Regions from separate parts of the Homo sapiens genome. Here region 2 is linked to region 1. A link is a loop called in an ENCODE intact Hi-C map of the cell type or tissue named here. Cell type or tissue: PC-3. All regions are shown on one strand. Links, peaks and the distances in the headings refer to the core of each region. The heading gives the core; the rest is flanking DNA. Region 1 overlaps BICD1 (BICD cargo adaptor 1). Region 2 overlaps BICD1 (BICD cargo adaptor 1).

What was found. Hi-C counts contacts between places; a loop is a spot of excess contacts. Peaks named below come from ENCODE experiments on the same cell type or tissue, not always from the same donor. Only the 100,000 strongest peaks of a DNase experiment are listed, where the experiment ranks them.
Region 2: it touches region 1 in a loop (2.9-fold over the local background); 2 of 110 quality-filtered maps call a loop at or near these places.

Annotation. Positions count from the first base shown.
Region 1 is chr12:32,185,764-32,188,684 of GRCh38, reverse strand. All of the region lies in intron 1 of BICD1 (BICD cargo adaptor 1), which reads right to left. Among named protein-coding and RNA genes, the nearest start is that of BICD1-AS1, 80 kb to the right of the region's middle. In PC-3, for the core only: no CTCF peak of the experiment used is centred there; a DNase peak (open chromatin) is centred at 1,394; H3K27ac peaks cover 1,695 bases.
Region 2 is chr12:32,233,605-32,236,525 of GRCh38, reverse strand. All of the region lies in intron 2 of BICD1 (BICD cargo adaptor 1), which reads right to left. Among named protein-coding and RNA genes, the nearest start is that of BICD1-AS1, 130 kb to the right of the region's middle. In PC-3, for the core only: no CTCF peak of the experiment used is centred there; no DNase peak of the experiment used is centred there.

The sequences.
Region 1 (2,921 bases), core at 247-2,746:
TTTGATGGTCTTCAGAGCCCAGTGAACAAAGAACACTTAGGCCAACAGACACAAATTTCTGCCTTAAGTTTAAATGTGCACATACTCTGTCTCTCTTCAAACTAATAAGTAGCTCTTAAATGTTGGCAGGTAATGTCAGGGAACCTCTATGGGTTTTGAATTGTAAACTTAAGACTACGTATTTTTTTACAGAAAACTGAATTTCTTACAATGTATACGATAAATGTTTACATAAAGTTGTAAACTACGTTTGACACAGAAAATTGGTTTTGTTCATTCACCTTGTCATAATTAACTCAATGTCTATGATGTGCTCACTAATCTTGTAATTAATCTCACCAATATATAAACTATCTGAAGTGTTGTGCTAGTTGGAAAAATACCTAGACTTACATACTAAGATATTCTACTCCCAGTTAAATAGTAAATAAAATTGCATTTATAGTTGGCCAGGCGCAGTGGCTCATGACTGTAATCCCAGTACTTTGGGAGGCCGAGGTGGGTGGATCACCTGAGGTCAGGAGTTCAAGACCAGCCCAGCCCACATGGTGAAACCCCGTCTCTACAAAAATACAAAAATTAGCCAGGCATGATGGCAGGTTTCTGTAATCCCAGCTATTCAGGAGGCTGAGGTGGGAGAATTGCATGAACCCGGGAGGCGGAGGTTGCAGTGAGCCGAGATCGTGCCATTGCACTCTAGCCTGGGCAACAGAGCGAGACTCCGTCTAAAAAAAAAAAAATGCATTTATAGTAGATTCCAGCCTGCGTGACAGAGCGAGACTCCGTCTCAAAAAACAACAACAACAACAAAATTTAGATTCAGGGGTACATGTGCAGGTTTGTTAGATGGATATATTGTGTGATGTGGGAGGTTTGGGTTCCTGCTGAATTCCTTACCCAAATAATAAACATAGTACCCAATAGGTAGTTCTTACATCTTTGTCCTTCTTTTGGAGTCCCCAGTGTCTGCTGTTTCCATAGAATCATTTTCTTTTTTCTTTTTCCTTTTTTTTGATATGGAGTCTCGCTCTGTTGCCCAGGCTGGAGTGCGGGGGCACAATCTTGGCTCACTGCAACCTCCGCCTCCCAGGTTCAAGCGATTTTCATGCCTCAGCCTCCTGAGTAGCTGGGATTATAGGAGCGCGCCACCACGCCCGAATAATTTTTGTATTTTTAGTACAGACGGGGTTTCACCATGTTGGTCAGGCTGGTCTCCAACTCCTGACCTTGTGATCTGCCCGCCTCGGCCTCCCAAAGTGCTGAGATTACAGACGTGAGCCACCGCGCCCAGCCCATAGATTCATTTTCAAAACCACAATGCATAGTGACATTCTTTCACAAACTTGTCAAGCTGTTTGCCCAGGTGAGCAATATATTGTTTTAATAAGACAACTGTTTGCCCAGATGAGCAAACTGTTTGTCCTGATAAATTGATTTGCAAGACTTTCCTAAAGCAAACAGTGAATTTATTTATTAATTTACTGTCTTATCTTCCTGGGCACGAATTTCGTGGAACAAAGAGTTAAGTTATATTGACATGGGTGGGCTCAGTTTTAATACTTCACAAGAAAAGACCTGACCTAAAGTCAGAAAAAAGAAAAGACCTGGAATTTTAGAGGTGGGTGATTAATCTAAGCCCATAAACTCACCATAGAAGAAACCGAGATCCAGAGAGTTCAAATAACCTGCCCAAATTCACTGAGCCAGTTAGTGAGAGAGCAGGCAACATAACCCAGATATTCTGGCTCCTAATCCAGTGTTCTTTCCATTATATCACTCAGCCCCTATTTTGAAGTCTTTTGGACCTCAAGAAATAAAGTATTTTATAACACCTCTAAATGGTTTCCAGGATCTCAAACATTTCCATAAATATAATGCAGAGATTTAAGCAGAGGCACGACATTTGCAAAGTTGTCAAGTCACATCTCACACACTTCACGATGAAAAAAATTCAGAAATGAATATGGTATTTTATTTTACATCATTAAAGACCACAATTATACTTTGGCAAAAATGTCCATTCCACCATTTGGTTTTCTGCACTCCATATTTGGAAACAAATAAAAAATAATAAAGAACTTTGACCAGCACTCCAATGTCACAACTGTCCCCCTGAAACACCATATAAAGACTTTCTGTTCATTTTATGACTCTTCATCATCTAGAAAGTGTGAAATTTAGACATGTTGGTTTTATGTTTAGATTGCTGAGACAGTGGAAAGATTTATAATACATCACGTAGCAAAAAGCTTCCTACTGCTTAAGGTTCTGTGGTCCAATACGGTGGCCACTACCCACATGTGACCACTTAAATTTAAATTAATTAAAGCAAAATTCAAAAATCAGTTCTTCACTCATATACTTATATTTTTATAGTAGAAATGGCTGTGTACTTTCAGCAATGTTTTAGGGGTATGTTGTATGTGGCCACCTCACTATTGAATGTACACCACTCTAGTAAATGTGCATCATTAAATAAACCACAAAGCAAGGTCAGGATAGGGTAACACAGTAACGAAGAGCCACAGAATCTCAAGTGTTTTAATACAAAAAAGTTTCATTTGTTCTAACCATGTTCAAGGCAGATGTTTCTGGCCAGGTGAGGTTCTCCTGGAAACATTGCCTCTATGCAGCAATTTGGAGAGACAGGCTCAAGGAGTTGGGGGAGAGTGGATTTTGCCACGTTTGTGAGCTAGGTCTGGAAGTGCCACACGTCATTCCTCCTCATAATCAACTGGCGGTGTTTAGTCTCCTGGCCCCACACAGATGCAAAGGGGTTGAGAAGGCCATCTTCCTATCAACCCAGGGAAAAGATGAAATGGCGTGGTGAGCACAGTGCACTGTCTTTGCTACTGAAGTGGGCCATCATCTGGACCTCATCACACAAACAGATGAGAATTTGTTTATGGCAAGTCTCAAGA
Region 2 (2,921 bases), core at 208-2,707, 48 kb before region 1:
TTGTGTCTCATGGAATAGGGAGGTCTGAGGAGGAGGAGAAAGATGGGAAATAGCTGGTGGGTGGAGCACTCAGAACACATACAACATTTATGGATTAAGTATCAATTAAGTCTTTATTATTATTATTATTTGAGATGGAGTCTTGCTCTATCACTGAGGCTAGAGTGCAGTGGCATGATCTTGGCTCACTGCAACCTCCGCCTCCCCAGTTCAAGCGATTCTCCTGCCTCAGCCTCCCAAGTAGCTGGGACTACAGGTGTGCGTCACCACACCCAGCTAATTTTTTTGTATTTTTAGTAGAGATGGGGTTTCACTATGTTGGCCAGGCTGATCTCGAATTCCTGACCTCACGATCTGCCCACCTCAGCCTCCCAAAGTGCTGGGATTACAGGCGTGAACTACCACACCTGGCCTCAATTAAGTGTTATATGGATGCAGTTCAGGCCATCCCCAAACAATTACAATAGTAACACCAAAGACAGTGATCACAGATCACCATAACAGATATAACAATAATGAAAAAGTTTGGGCCAGGCGCAGTGGCTCACGCCTGTAATCCCAGCACTTTGGGAGGCCGAGGGCAGATCACGAGGTCAAGAGATCGAGACCAGTCTGGCCAACATGGTGAAACCCTGTCTCTACTAAAAATACAAAAAAATTAGCTGGGTGTGGTGGCATGCACCTATAGTCCCAGCTACTTGGGAGGCTGAGGCAGGAGAATCACTTGAACCTGGGAGGCGGAGGTTGCAGTGAGCCAAGATCGCACCACTGCACTCCAGCCTGGGTGGCTGATCGAGACTCTGTCTAAAAAAAAAAAAAAAAAGAAAAGAAAAAGTTTGAAATACTGTAAGAATTACCAAAATGTGACACAGTCATAAAAGGAGCATATGCTGTTGAAAAGAAAATGGTCCCAGTAGACTTGCTCAATGTAGGGGTGCCACAAACCTTCAATTTGTAAAAAAAAAAACCCACAATATCTTCCAAGAGCAAGAAAGCAAAGCACAGTAAGACACAGTATGCCTGTGTTTAATTTTGTGGCAACTAGGAAAAAAAAATAGCCATAAAGGATCTTTTCAGAGATGATAATGAAGAAAAGGTTGTGAAACATCATTTCATTGGAACGCACGACCAACAAAAGACTAATTCAAAGATGATACAAGATTTTTATTCCTCTTCAGGCCTAGTTTCATTATCATTAATTGTTGAGGGCAAGAGAGCAGGTGTTATCCTGACAGGTTATTTTACATCCTTCATTCTAACTACTGAGTTAACTATCCAAGAAAGCTTGTGGGACACCTGTTTTTACAAACCAACCTCTACCCCATTCTTAGACAGACACACTCTCCTGTAAGCTACAATAAGACACATGAGTAATTCTGCCTGTAAATATTGTCACTCTGTTAATATGTGTGTTTTCAAAGGACTGTAGGAATATTGTGTGCCAAGCCTATCAGGAAACAAATTTTTATATTCTAGATGTCTATAATCTACTGTAGGCTGGAGAATAGTATATATTGTGATAGCCTCAGACGAGATGTTTAGGCTGGCAACAGTGGCTCACACCTGTAATCCCAGCACTTTGGGAGGCTGAGGCAGGCAGACTGCTTGAGCCCAAGAGTTTGAGACCAGCCTGGGCAACATGGGGTGATCCTGTCTCTACAAAAAATATAAAAATTATTCAGGTGTGATGGCACATGGCTGTAGTCCCAGCTACTCAGGAAGCTGAGGCAGGAGGATTGCCTGAGTAACCTCCACTCAGGAGGTGGAGGTTGCAGCAAGCCAAAATTGTGCCACTGCACTCCAGCCTGGGCAACAGAGTGAGAGACTCTAACTCCAGAAAAAAAAAAAAAAAAAGAAAGAAAAAAAAAGTGGTGTTTAGTTATAATTCTGCTTTTCTTTCTTTCTTTCTTTCTTTCTTTTTTTTTTTTTGAGACGGAGTTTTGCTCTTGTTGCCCAGGCTAAAGCGCAGTGGTGCGATCTTGGCTCCCCACAACCTCCGCCTCCCAGGTTCAAGTGATTTCCTGCCTCAGCTTCCCAAGTAGCTGGGATTACAGGCATGAGCCACCACACCTGGCTAATTTTGTATTTTTAGTAGAGATGGGGTTTCTCCATGTTGATCAGGCTGGTCTTGAACCCCCGACCTCCGGTGATCTGCCCGCCTCGGCCTCCCAAAGTGCTGGGATTACAGGCGTGAGCCACCACGCCCTGCCTAATTTTGCTTTTTAAAAAGCTGTCTTAGTGAAACCAAAAATATATCAGAAAACTATTTCTAAAAAAGTACTTTTAATGTTCCTGAACAAGTGGTGATATGGAAGCTGGCTAACTAGGTAATCAATATATAGCCTGCCTTATGAGATCCATAGTGTTCTAACTTAATTCAAATTGAAAGTTAAATTTGGATCTACTAATACAGCTAATCCAGTTAGGTCTACAGTATTTGTTTTTAAAAATATTTTTGTTGGATATGCATTAAAAAGTGTAATTTGAGGTATATATAAAAATTCATTACGATATCACTAAGCTCATTCATTAGGTTGCTCAAGTATATGTTTCCTATAACCTTCAAGAAGTTAAGTCCTGAGTAGATTCTGGTATCCTTGATTTTTAGATTAATCTGTAAATTCCCTTAGGAGAATTAAATGCCTGAACAGAATCTTAATCAGGCTAGACCTGCCAACTGGGATGCTCTTTGGAAATAGAGGTCAAGACGTAAAAAAAAGATTAAAATTGTCCAGTAAGCATCCCAGATGGAATGCTGACTATGCATTACTTGCCCGCCTACCAGGCTGCACAAGGAACAAAACCTGAACTTAGGGTGGGAGAAAAAGTTTGAAACCAAATTGAGCTATTTTTAGTCCAAGAATCAATATGTACAAAATGGATTGTGCACAGATCTTTATTCTTATGGTCCGAGAAGTAGA